2 separate regions of the Mus musculus genome follow, and region 2 is linked to region 1. Evidence: chromatin contacts called from ENCODE Hi-C or POLR2A ChIA-PET data. All regions are on one chromosome and are shown on one strand. Each heading gives the region's core, a stretch centred on a gene start or an enhancer-like site at or near the end of the contact. The rest is flanking DNA. Distances are from core to core; before and after follow the strand shown.

Region 1 (5,912 bases), core at 262-2,761:
CCAGGCTTGTCGCTCTGCCAAGGGCAACTCCATGAAGAGAAAGAAGAAAAATAGTGGGCTCACATTTATTCCATGAACCCCCTCTCACAGGTCCCTGGGGTTCTGGGTCTCTGAGTGTTGAGACACCCTGGCAAGGCATCCTGGAACTGACTGTTTACCCCAGGGTCCTGCTCTTAGGGGCTTACACTGTTTCCATGTAGAAGAAACAAACCGGCCCTCAGCCTGTGGCAGACTGCCTGCAGGCTTGGGTAGGAGTGTGCAGCTGCACTGCCCCGTGGAAGGGAAAGAGGGAGGCCACAGGGGCTCTTTCCCAGCCTCTGGCTATCAACCCAGGGCTTTCCTCCAGATCACTGATGGATACGTGGATGGATACGTGGATGGATACGTGGATCTCCCGGCACAAGCCAGGCCCTGAGGCCTCTGCAGCAGGACACACCCTGGTTCCTGTGACTACCCAAACCTGCCCCTGCAACTGTGTCCCCACATGAGCACAGTTGGAGAGGCAGAAAGGAGCTCAAGGACATGGCATGGGCAATGGAAAAGCCTAGCTCTTTCCACCAAGGCAGCTCTGTGGGTTTGGAGAAAGTAGTTCAGAAACAGGAAGCCGGGGAAACGGGATCTGGTGAACAGGCACGCCTCAGAGACACCCAGACTGCTGTAACTAGCACCAGGTAGGGGCTCGCATTGTCCTTTCTATTCCTTGCTAAACTTAAAGCCAGCCTGAGGCCAGGGCTGAGGAACGTTAGAAAAAAAAAATCACCAAGTCACACTGCCTTTTGTAACAAACCCTGCTACAAAAACAAAACAAAACAAAACAAAAACGGTTTAAAAAGCATGAAAGAAAGGAGGCGCGCAGATGACCTGGGCTTATGAACTTACACGGGACACTTTCCCCTGTCACCACCGAAGCGCCCCTCATCTTTATTATAATTCTCCAGCCCGTCTCCACTTTGTAATGAGTGGTAGGAATCGTTCAGTGAAGTCGAGTGACTTGTCCAAAACTGCACAGTTAGTGGGTACGTAGAAAAACCGGAATTGGTATCCCTACCTCCCGAGAGAGCTAACATGCCAAGTAAGGCTTGCAGGGCTGAGAGCCAAGGAGCCCGAGAAATGCAGCCACGTGTGCCTGGGTTTAGGACATTCCATCAAAGGAAACATGACCCAGACAGAACGGGGGGGGGGGGGGGGGGAAGGTCTGCTGGCACTGCCCCAGACCTGGCTACATGACCTTGGAGAGAGCAGGTCGTCTCTTTGAACCCACGGCTCCTGTGGGCAAGAAACAGGAAGGTAATCCCTGATGAGCTGGGCTGGAGGAAGTGAATCAAACCTGCTGGGCCCGTTAGACCTCTCCCTGAGCGAGTGGGTGTGGGTGACCTCGGGACCTGGAAGCAGAAACTTCATACCTGTCCTCCCCCGGGGGCCATGAGAGCCAGGCCCAGAGCCGCCCGCTTCCAGCTTCCAACTTCCAACTGGAAAGTGAGAAGCGGCAAGGCCTGAGTCACTTGGAGCCTGGCCCAGGGAGGTGGGCAGGCTGCCCCAGTGTGGCTCAGCCAGCCTTGTCCAAGGTCAAAACAGCCAGCCTCCTGCCTTAGGAAGGCCTGTTCGTGAAGCTGATGGCCAGGTCTGCACCAGGGATAAGATAGCCTGAGGATCAGAGGGCTGGGCCCGCATGTGAGCCTAGGAGGGCTCACATGGATTGGGAAAGTGATTTCAGGGCTCAGCACCTCGTCTTCCTCTCTGGCAGAAGCAGTGTGTGTGAGAGAGAAATGCTGCGATGGAACTTATCTGGGTTCCTAGGATGGAGGAAGTCCCTGCTGGGACAGGCTGTGGTGGGCTGTTCTGAGGCCTTGGTACCTCATGCTATACCCGCTGAGGAAATCCTGTGGTTTTAATATCTTCTGCCAGCTGCATGCTAGCTCCTGGTCTTGCCTTTCCTCCAGACACTCCCTCTACACCACAACTATGCAACCTACTATGCTCTCTGCCCAGATGCCCACCAGTAGCTCTGACAGAATAGGTTGATCCAACCCTGCCTGTGTCTCCTGTCTATGCACCACCTCTGCCCGCTGAGGTCAAAGCCTGGAGACCATCTTTAAGAACGTATCCCTGGGCTGGAGAGATGGCTCAGTGGGTAAGAGCACCCGACTGCTCTTCCAAAGGTCCTGAGTTCAAATCCCAGCAACCACATGGTGGCTCACAACCATCCGTAACGAGATCTGACTCCCTCTTCTGGAGTGTCTGAGGACAGCTACAGTGTACTTACATATAATAAATAAATAAATCTTTTAAAAAAAAAAAAAAAAAGAACGTATCCCTTAGCCAGGCATGGTGGTGCACGCCTTTAATCCCAGCACTTGGGAGGCAGAGGCAGGAGGATTTCTGAGTTCGAGGCCAGCCTGGTCTACAGAGTGAGTTCCAGGACAGCCAGGGCTACACAGAGAAACCCTGTCTCAAAAAAACAAAACAAAACAAAACAAAAAGAACATATCCCTTACACCCTCCATTCAACCCACAACAATCCCCATCTTCCTTGCCTTTTAGACTGTCCCTCAGGATCTGGTGGCTTCTTGTCCTCTGCCACCTCCCTGTTTCCTTGTGGACTGCATGTTGTGGCCACATGTCTTTCCTTACCTCCAAAGTCCCTGGCTGTTAGTCCTTAGACCACATCCCAGAACTTCACCATGGTCTATAAGATCCTTTGTGTTCCTGCCTTCAAATGTGTCTGTATGGAGCCTAAGGACGCAGCTCAGTCAGTAGGGTGCCTGTGTGTCACGCAGGAGGCTCTGGGTTGAGTCCAGCACACTGCATAAGCCAGGTGTGGTGATGCACACGTGTGATCCCAACAATCAGGAAACGGAGGCAGGAGGAACACTTGCTTCAAGGCCATCCGCAGTTACATAGCAAATTCAAAGCCCGAGTGGGACACAAGCAAAAGAAGTACAGGTGTATGCCCACAGGTACACCCACAGAGACATGCAGACACACGTAGACACGTACTGACGTGGCTGCCGTTCATCCAGCCACCCTGAGCACTCTGTGCAGATCACTTGACCAACAAACCTACACTCTCCTTTGGGACCTTAAGCTCTCTCAGCACCTTGTCTCTCCTCCTTCTGGTCCCTGCCACATTGTCAGGGAGACTGCTCTATCAGCTCAGTCTGTCTTCCGGCATTCCTTGACCTTTGCCCTGCTTTGTCATCCTCTGTCACAAACATCATATACAGTGCACTTGCCAGTGACCATCTTCTACACTAGATCAGCATTTTTTAGGGCAGATTTGCCACATCCAGTGTGGAGCTCCCAGTGTCCACAAAGCACCCAGTACAGTCAGCCTGTGCTAACTAAGTGGACGAGCAGAGAAGCAACCGGTGGGGTAACACAGTAACCAACTATGGGTGTCCAAAGCCCAGCAGCCGTTTGGATCCCACAAGCTCTCTCTGACTGTCATCAGGGCCTTCTCTCCCTGCACACAATTCTGACGGCTACACAATCAGCCCCAGGGGTCAGGAGACAGTGCCTCTCCCACTGCCAATTTGACTGTATTTTTCCCCAAGCTAGAACAGGGTCAACCTAGAACTTGAGACCCCAGAAGGAGGTATGAAGCTGTGGGCCAGCACTTACTCTCTCCCTCTCCCTCTCCCTCTCCCCCTCTCTCCCTCTCTCTCCCTCTCCCTCTCCCTCTCCCTCTCCCTCTCCCTCTCCCTCTCCCTCTCCCTCTCCCTCTCCCTCTCCCTCTCCCTCTCTCCCTCTCTCCCTCCCTCTCCCTCTCCCTCTCCCTCTCCCTCTCCCTCTCCCTCTCCCTCTCCCTCTCCCTCTCTCCCTCTCTCCCTCCCTCTCCCTCTCCCTCTCCCTCTCCCTCTCCCTCTCTCCCTCTCTCCCTCCCTCTCCCTCTCCCTCTCCCTCTCCCTCTCCCTCTCCCTCTCCCTCTCCCTCTCCCTCTCCCTCTCTCATCTCCACCTACCCCAGACTTCCTCTCTGTCAGTGGATGAGGAGCGTTTGGAACATCTGGTCCACCTGCAATAGTCTTAAGGGACTCATTTCTTGCCTAAGAACCATGCATAGCCCAGTGACACCAACAGACCAGGCCACTAGGTGGTGTCCCAGGGCCCAGGCCACAGCGGCTCCTGGGAAAGGGCTAACCGCAGCTGCCCTCCCAGAACCTTGTTGTGCCCCATCCCCCACCCTTGGGACTGACGGGAGGACAGAAGAGCCACTGGATAGCACAGGCATCTCAGAAAGGGGTGGGGGTGGGGGTTGGGGTTGCAGTCAAGACACCACTTTCTGTGCTCTCTCCTCAGGAGATGGAATTAATCCACCCAAGGCATTTTATCCTCCAGTGCCTACCCGGACTGGGAATCCTGGGCAGCCAGTGCTGCGGCAGAGCCTCGAGACAAGCTATCAGACCTGAAGGGTGACATCTGTACCCTACCCATCTGGGAAGAGAAGGGGGGCCCAGGCTGACTGCTTCAGCAAGACTCCATGATACCAGGGCCAGAGGGGTCAGAATGAGGTCATGTGGCTAAGTCCCAGGGAAACCTTAAGTGGGTGACGCGGTGTGAACAGAGAAGCTGCTGGGCTCGGCAGCCGCCTCCTCATACAATTGTCACCTCGGACACCGTGGGGGTGGGTGCAGGGCAGTCTGCCGAGTTCTAAGGCATCAGAACTGAAGAGGCTCGAAAAGGGAGGAGGGAGAGGTGGATGAGCAAGAGGTAGAAGCTACGGTCTGTGTGTGTGTGTGTGTGTGTGTGTGTGTGTGTGTGTGTGTGTGTGTGTGTGTGTGTGTGTGTGTGTGTGTGTGTGTGTGTGTGTGTGTGTGCGCGCGCGCGCGCGCGCGCGCGCCCGCGCCCGAGCCGGCATGTGTGTGGCCAAGCACCCTGGGGAGGAGGGGCAGCGCTGACAGAGCCGCCTTGTCCTCCGGCCCCTGCACAGGCTTGTTTTCTTCACAAGCTATTAATGTCGCTGTAGCTTCAAAAGCCGGGTGACCTTTAAATGCCGAGCCTCCTGCTCCCGCCCAGGGCTCGGAAACGGCTTAATGGATACTCAGCCCCAACGGTCACAGCTGCTCGGACGACAACAAAGCCTGCCTCATTCCCAGAGCCCCCAGAACTGCAGGGCAGCTACACCTGTGCCCATTCTCTAACCCTGGCGCAGCAACCAGAGCAAGAGGCCAGGTTGGACATGGCGGGAGGAGGGAAACCCGAGGGAAAAACACTGTTGCCACGCCCTGTTGTGTGACCTGGGTTGGTCCCTTACCTCTGTTAGTCATCTCTTTTTCACGAGGATTTTTTTTTTGAAAGTGCTGGAGGGGATAAGGAGAAAGGGGCGGGGGAGTGGGGAGTAAAGGGGGCGGGGTGTGTCCTGTAGAGATGGCTAGGCAGTTAAGTGAGTTTGCTGCTCTTGTAGAGGACCAGAGTTCAGTCCCCAGCATCCATTAGCTGGCTCACAACCACTTGAAACTCCAGTTCAAGGGATCCAAAATCTTCGTCTGGTCTCTGTGAGCACCTGCATAAACATGGTATACACAGAGGTGCACACACATACACATAAAGAAAAATAAATTTAAAGAAGAAAAAAAAAAAGACGCCCAAACTCTCTGCTAGGAGGAGACATGGTTTCCAGTCTGGAGAGCTAGCAGGGTGAGAGGTTAGGCCATACCCAGGACTAGCGCATGGCACAACGCCTCTGTAACCCCTCCTTCTATCTAAGTGGATCTGCGCTGCTTCGTGAGGAGAACCTTGCCTGACTCTTCCTTCTCCTGCATCAACACAAGTGACCGAGTCTGTAGCCACATGTGTCTGAGGGTGAGGCACCAGGGCAAAGGACTCCAAAGGAAGTTAAGATCCCTCCCCCACGGGCAGATCTGGCCCTAGATCCTCAGCCAGCCCTTGGGCACCATCCTTCATCCCTGCCCT
Region 2 (6,246 bases), core at 2,968-5,467, 40 kb before region 1:
GCAGAAACTGTTTCTGGTCCGCAGCCATCAAGACTGCTGTAAGAACACCTGTGCTTACTAGTGTACTGTACAAGTAAGCCCATGGAATAAATCCACAAAAAAATCGTATTATGGAATCAAAGTAGGTGCTTATTTATCTGAGAAACAAAACCACAAAATACCCTTCCAAACTGCCGAAGTGCTCCTTAAAGCAACTGCACCAAATTTACACTCAAGTAAATTTTGCAATATACAAGTGTCTACTTTTCTATTTCATGCCCCTTGCCAAACTGATAAACTGAAAATTACAATAATTATAGTTTTATCACCACCAACATCCCCGCCCCCACAGAAAAAGAAAGCCATTAGACATCTTTTTAAGTTTGAAAGCAAACCAGATTCTTCCTCTCTAAATTGTTCATGATCTTTGCCCATTGTCCTTGTAGTGGTTGCTTTGAACTAAAGATTCCTATGGGGAAACCCCACGATTTAAGAGTAGAGACGGCAGGTCTGGCCATTCATCAGGTCACACAGACAGCCCTTAAAGCAAACAGCACTGGGGGTCCTAGGGAAAGACAGAAGGATGCTCCTTTCTCTTCTCTCCCAAGGAAGAACAGAGCAAGAAGACAGCACTCTCAGAAGTGTGAGCTATCTCCAGATTCAAAGCCAGCATGATCTACAAAGCAAGTCCCACCCAGGAATCATAATGAGTCTCAAAACAAAACCACCAAAAAGGTCTGAGGTGGCAAGGTGGCTGAGTGCTTGCCTGGTATGTATGCAAAACTAAGTTCAACTACAGGCATAGCAAAGCACAAAGAAGCAATGCATGAGTGACCACGTACATGCGTCAACCTGGAGCAGAAATGTTTGGAAAGTCTTGAGGAGCAAAACATACTTGTTCTACTATCTTAGGAAAGGGCTGCACTGTAACCCTCACACTACGGAAGATAGCTCATGTCTGTAATCCAAACACTATGGAAACCAAAATAAGAAGTTGCACAAATGTCTCAAAAAGCACAACACCAAAAAACCTAGTTCAATCAAAAGAAGTGGAGGGAAAAAATTTTTTAAATTAAATTAAATTTAAAAAAAAGCTAGTTCAATCTTGACTCTCCATCCTCGCTGTTCAGTGTCTTCAGCTAGCCCAATGGATGCATCTAGTCATTAAGCCACTGATGTTTTCATGAGCAGAGGGTTATGAACAACCCAAAGGCCATGAACTGGGCTAGACACCGAGATTAGCAATGAGCGGGACAGCACATGGTCCCTGGTAGGTTTGGGTTTTGCTTGTTTTAGGGTAGGGTGACAGAGAGACAAAGAGCCTAAGGCCTCACACATGCTAGCTCAGCACTATACCCCTGAAATACGGCCCTTGGTGGTATGAAACTGAGTTATGCTATGTAACCCAGGCTGTCCTCAAGCTCCTGATCCACCTGCTTCACCTGCTAGGTGCTGGGATCGCACATGTGAGCTAGCATGTCTACTGAGAGTGTGACATCTAAACTCTTCTTTACTAGTAAAAAGAAAAACAACTGGGCTATATAATCTTTAAAAAAAAAAAAGCCCATTTTCCAACTTTATTTAGAAAAGTGGAAAGCAAATTAAAGAACACATAGTTTACCAGGCAGTGGTGGTGCACACCTTTAATCCCAGCACTTGGGAGGCAGAGGCAGGCGGATTTCTGAGTTCGAGGCCAGCCTGGTCTACAGAGTGAGTTCCAGGACAGCCAGGGCTATACAGAGAAACCCTGTCTCGAAAAACCAAAAAAAAGAAAGAAAGAAAGAAAGAAAAAAAAAGGAAAGAAAAAAAAGAAAGGAAAGAAACTGCAAGACCTCTAGCCTCCAGAGGGCGCCTGCACTCACACGCACCAACACAAAGACAAGTTATTAAAAATAAATTTTAAAGATAGCAAAATACTTTAAAAAAAAAAAAAGCACTTCCTTTGGTGGCGCACGCCTTTAATCCCAGCACTCTGGAGGCAGAGGCAGGTGGATTTCTGAGTTCGAAGTCAGCCTGGTCTACAGAGTGAGTTCCAGGAGACAGTCAAGGCTACACAGAGAAACCCTGTCTCGAAAAACAAACAAACAAAACCAAAAAAAAAAAAGCACTTCCTTCACCTTTACAACTCTAATATGCTAGTATTTTGTCTTACAATGTTAAACAAGATTACGGGGCCAATGTTTTCAAAGTAACAGCTAGGTCCCAGGAGCTACCTTCAAGGCACTACCTCAGAAGAGGGCTGTAGGTGCCCTGGCTCTTTCCTCTTTATTCTTTCCCTTGCTTCTCAATTTTCTACAATAAATGTGCATTAATATGCCAGGCATGGCGATACAAGCCTGTAACACCAGGATTCCAGAGGCAGAGGCATGAAGATCATGACCTTGTCCCAAGAGGAACAAAAGGAAAAAAATAGATGCTAAAGAAATAAAGTACGCAGGGCTGGAGAGATGGCTCAGCGGTTAAGAGCACTGATTGCTCTTCTGAAGGTCCTGAGTTCAAATCCCAGAAACCACATGGTGGCTCACAACTATCTGTAATGAGACCTGACGCTCCTTTCTTGTGTGTCTGAGACAGCTACAGTGTACTTATATATAATAATAAGTAAATCTTTTAAAAAGAAAGAAAGAAAGAAAGCACTTTCCTTCAGATTTCTAGTCATGGTTACTGTAAGTGCTTTCAACTTCTGAGCATCCTTTCCAGGGCGGCTTCAATAACTGTTAGACATTAAATCCTCAGACCATATTCCACCTATTTCCGCTTCCAAAGAAGCTACTGTGATAGCAGCAGCTTAAGTGTGGAGCCAGACGTGATTCTCAGATCCACCGCCCTCTGGGGTGGCCATGGTGGTTAACCTCCTTGAACCTGATAGTTCTCTTGAATAACACAGAGGCAATGATACCTGCCTTCGCGGACAGGGTTAGAGTAATAAAGTCTATGAGCTGATGTTTGTCAAGGGCTGATCAAGTACCTCATACAGAACAGAGGCCAGTTAACAAACACTTTATCTGCAACTTTGTCAGTTTAGTCTCCAGATTCCACTTCTTAGAACTTCTGTTTCTGGGCTGGAGAGATGGCTCAGTGGTTAAGAGCACTGACTGCTCTTCCAGAGATCCTGAGTTCAATTCCCAGCAATCACATGGTGGCTCACAACCATCTGTAATGCGATCTGATATCCTCTTCTGGTGGTCTGGTTGGCAGACTTCTACATGAGCCTTCCTCTCTGAAGGTCTGCGGCACCCTGCTCACTATAGGGGATAGACACTTACGCTCGAATCTGATCCTCCTGGTAAAAGATGTCCTGGATGTCAGCTTTGGCTTTGCCGTATCGCAAGCGGGGCCTTCGGAAGACAGGCTCTCTCAGGGGTGGAAAGGCCTTATATATGTCATACCACAGTGGCTTCTCTTTCAACACCCCGGCCCGCATCAGATCCCTCGTCCTTAGAAAGGGAACAGAACCAAGGTCAGTCGGTTACCACAGGGTTGTAAAGTCTCTGAATCAACTTAAACGAAGGAAAGAGCAGCCTGGTAGGGGTGAGCTGAAATGGGCCTCCCGCCTAAAGGAGGCACGGCCAATACACACAGCAACCTAGCATGGCCACAGTGTTAAGTCCAGTTGGTTAGCTCTCATGTAGCCTAGGCTAGACTTAAACTAAAGAGTGTGGCCAAGGATGACCTTGAATTTAGTGCCTCCCTGCACTTCCCTAGAGCTAGGATTACAGCGTGTCCACGCAGGCTTTTTGTTTTGACAGAAGTCCACCAGTAGCCTTGCTACGAAGCCAGGTTGGCCCCGGTCTTGTGGCAATCCTCCTGCCTCGCCTCCTAAGTGCCGAGACTACGCGCGCGAGCCACGACACACAGCTTCCATCTTCTTGCACGGGTCCCACCCACCGTTCCATAGTGAAAAAGCAAGACCTGTCCAGTCAGGCCCTTCAGCTTCTTTACTGTAGAAGGTCTCCACCGAAATGGGGTGGCGAGCACAATCTGACAGGACAGAAATCCAAGGGGACAGAGACAAACCACACCGATTCCGTGCCAAGGGCATCACCTGGCTCGGACACCCGCAACCGCATCCCCTAAGGATATGCCAGGAGGGTCGTGACCCGCTAGGAACTCTGCCCTCGCCCAACTCGGAGCACGCACCGGGAGAACACGCTCCCCACCGTCTCCAGCCGGCTCCCCGCCATGGCCACTTGGGCTAGAAAGCCTCGGGCTGTTACCGGAAGCGGAAGCGGCAGCAAGCAAGCCAAGGGGGAACAAGCGGCTGGCCGAGCCGAGGATGACAGTCCCGCCTCGACGTCATCCGGACGGCGGAACCAGGCAGAAGCAAACGATGGGCTGAGCAGGAGCCCTCAGGTCCTGCGTCCGGGTGGGTGGGGGTGGGGTGGGGTGGTCAGATACGAATAATCGATTCCCGAGCCAAAAGAGCGGGAGCGCGCCAAAGCTGCGCAAGAGTAGCAAACGACCGGTCCTGGGGAAAGGTGGAGTGTGGCGCCTGCTTTCTTCTCTCTAACTTTGCAAAGCTTCCTCCTCTCTGGCAGGGTGGAGGGAATAGTGTGGAGCTCGCCGGGATGCAGCACATCCTACAGTCAGGAACAGCTAGCCAATATGACATTTGAGGACACCAGGCTCGACTAAGCCTAATCTTAGCCACTCACACTACTCAGAAACTGAGACCCAAATAGGGGCGAAGTAACTTTTCCAAGTGACACGAGCCTCCAGGCCTCCTTCCTCGGCCTTTTGCGCCTTAAGCGGGGCTCAGCAGAGCAGTCTGTTTTCAGGCTCAGTGGAAAGCTGCCTGTAAGTAGTAGTTCCTCCGCTGGAGGCGTCCCTCGCCCGCCCGCTAGCGCTGGAGTTTTAAGAAGTAAAAGCCCAGAATGAATGCATTCGGAGGAAGAAAATAAAAATCTGGGGGAACGTAGTCTGTCATTGTTCAACTGTTCAAAGTATGGGTTTGGAGGAATATCCGTTGGAGAAGCACCCCTTAGAAATTTCATCAGGGTATTTGTGCGAAGAACATCATGGTTGATCGTAGTGACAAGATTTAAAAAAAAACAACAACAACAACAAAAACAAAACATCGGGCTGGAGAAAGAGTTCATCAGTTAAGAGCACTGACTGCTCTTCCAGAGGACCCAGATTCGAGTTCTAGCACACACAGGGTGACATAACCACCTGTCACTCTAGTCCCTGGAGATTTGATGTTCTCTTCTGAACACTGCAGGTACCAGGCATGTATGTGGTGTACAGGCTTACGTTCGTGCAAAATACTGATACACATGAAATTAATTAAAATTCATCATATGATCAGGAGGTGGTGGGTCATACCTTTAATCCCAGAACTCAGGAGACAGAGGCGGACGATCTCTGAGTTTGAGGCCAGTCTGGTGATGTACAGATCAAGTTGCAGGACAGCCAGGGCTACACAGTGAGATGCTGTCTAAGAAAAATAAAAAAACAAAAAACAGAAGAGCAACAACAAATATTTCATCGAATGAAAAGTAGTAGAGGATGTTAGCACACGCCTTTGATCCCAGCACTTGAGATGCAGAGGCAGGCAGATATTGAATATCTGTAAGTTAAGGCCAGCCTGACCTACATGGTGAGTTTCAGAAGCCAAGGCTGTGTAGAGAAAGACCCTATCTCAAAATAAACTAGTGGCTGGAAAGTTAGGGTTTGTGCATTCTATGAAAGCCTATGCACCTGGTAAAATTAACGAGCTAGGACCATCTGTATTTACCTACCTACATTAATGCCCATGGCTTGGGGTTAAATGAAACATTGCAGAAATAGTTGTATGGGAATGAAATCTGTAAGAGCGGGGGGGGGGGGAGAGGGGGGCTGGAGAGATGGCTGAGCGGTTAAGAGCACTGACTGCTCTTCTGAAGGTCCTGAGTTCAAATCCCAGCAACCAGATGGTGGCTCACAACCATCTGTAATAAGATCTTATGCCCTCTTCTGGTGTGTCTCAAGACAACTACTCAGATATAATAATGAATAAATCTTTAAAAAAGAAAAAAAAAGGAGGGAAAAGGGAAAATGTCCACAAGTTTGTAGGAGGATAAAATCTGGGACTGATCCACAGGACAAAAATACAAGGGTGAAGTCAGAGCTTTCTCTCTCTCTCTCTCTCTCTCTCTCTCTCTCTCTCTCTCTCTCTCTCTCTCTCTCTCTCTCCTAGTCTCAGAGATTGCCTTGTAGAGAGTTTGTATTCATATGTAAACTCTATGCCCTAATGGATGTTTTGAATCACACTTGAGGTCTCCAAGG

Evidence for each region. A loop is a pair of places that touch in the nucleus more often than their neighbours do. ChIA-PET counts read pairs that join two places held with the same protein, here RNA polymerase II (POLR2A).
Region 2: POLR2A ChIA-PET joins it to region 1 with 16 read pairs in Patski. The contact joins the promoter of Mrps23 here to the enhancer-like site in region 1. A Hi-C loop is called at or near these places in 3 of 37 maps with a recorded cell type or tissue (heart and v-Abl transformed pro-B cells). POLR2A ChIA-PET finds 5 or more read pairs at or near these places in 3 of 5 experiments (Patski and embryonic stem cell).

The regions. Positions count from the first base shown.
Region 1 is chr11:88,160,471-88,166,382 of GRCm38, reverse strand. All of the region lies in intron 1 of Cuedc1 (CUE domain containing 1), which reads right to left. Among named protein-coding and RNA genes, the nearest start is that of Mrps23, 41 kb to the left of the region's middle. Within about 2 kb of position 1,511, at least 3 of the 3 ENCODE cell types and tissues checked have a DNase peak (open chromatin) inside an H3K27ac peak, as active enhancers do; they include heart, where a contact is called at or near this core.
Region 2 is chr11:88,202,359-88,208,604 of GRCm38, reverse strand. Mrps23 (mitochondrial ribosomal protein S23) reads right to left here and starts at 4,217. Exons shown (of 5, transcript NM_024174.6): 1 at 4,120-4,217; 2 at 3,246-3,416. The coding sequence starts at 4,163.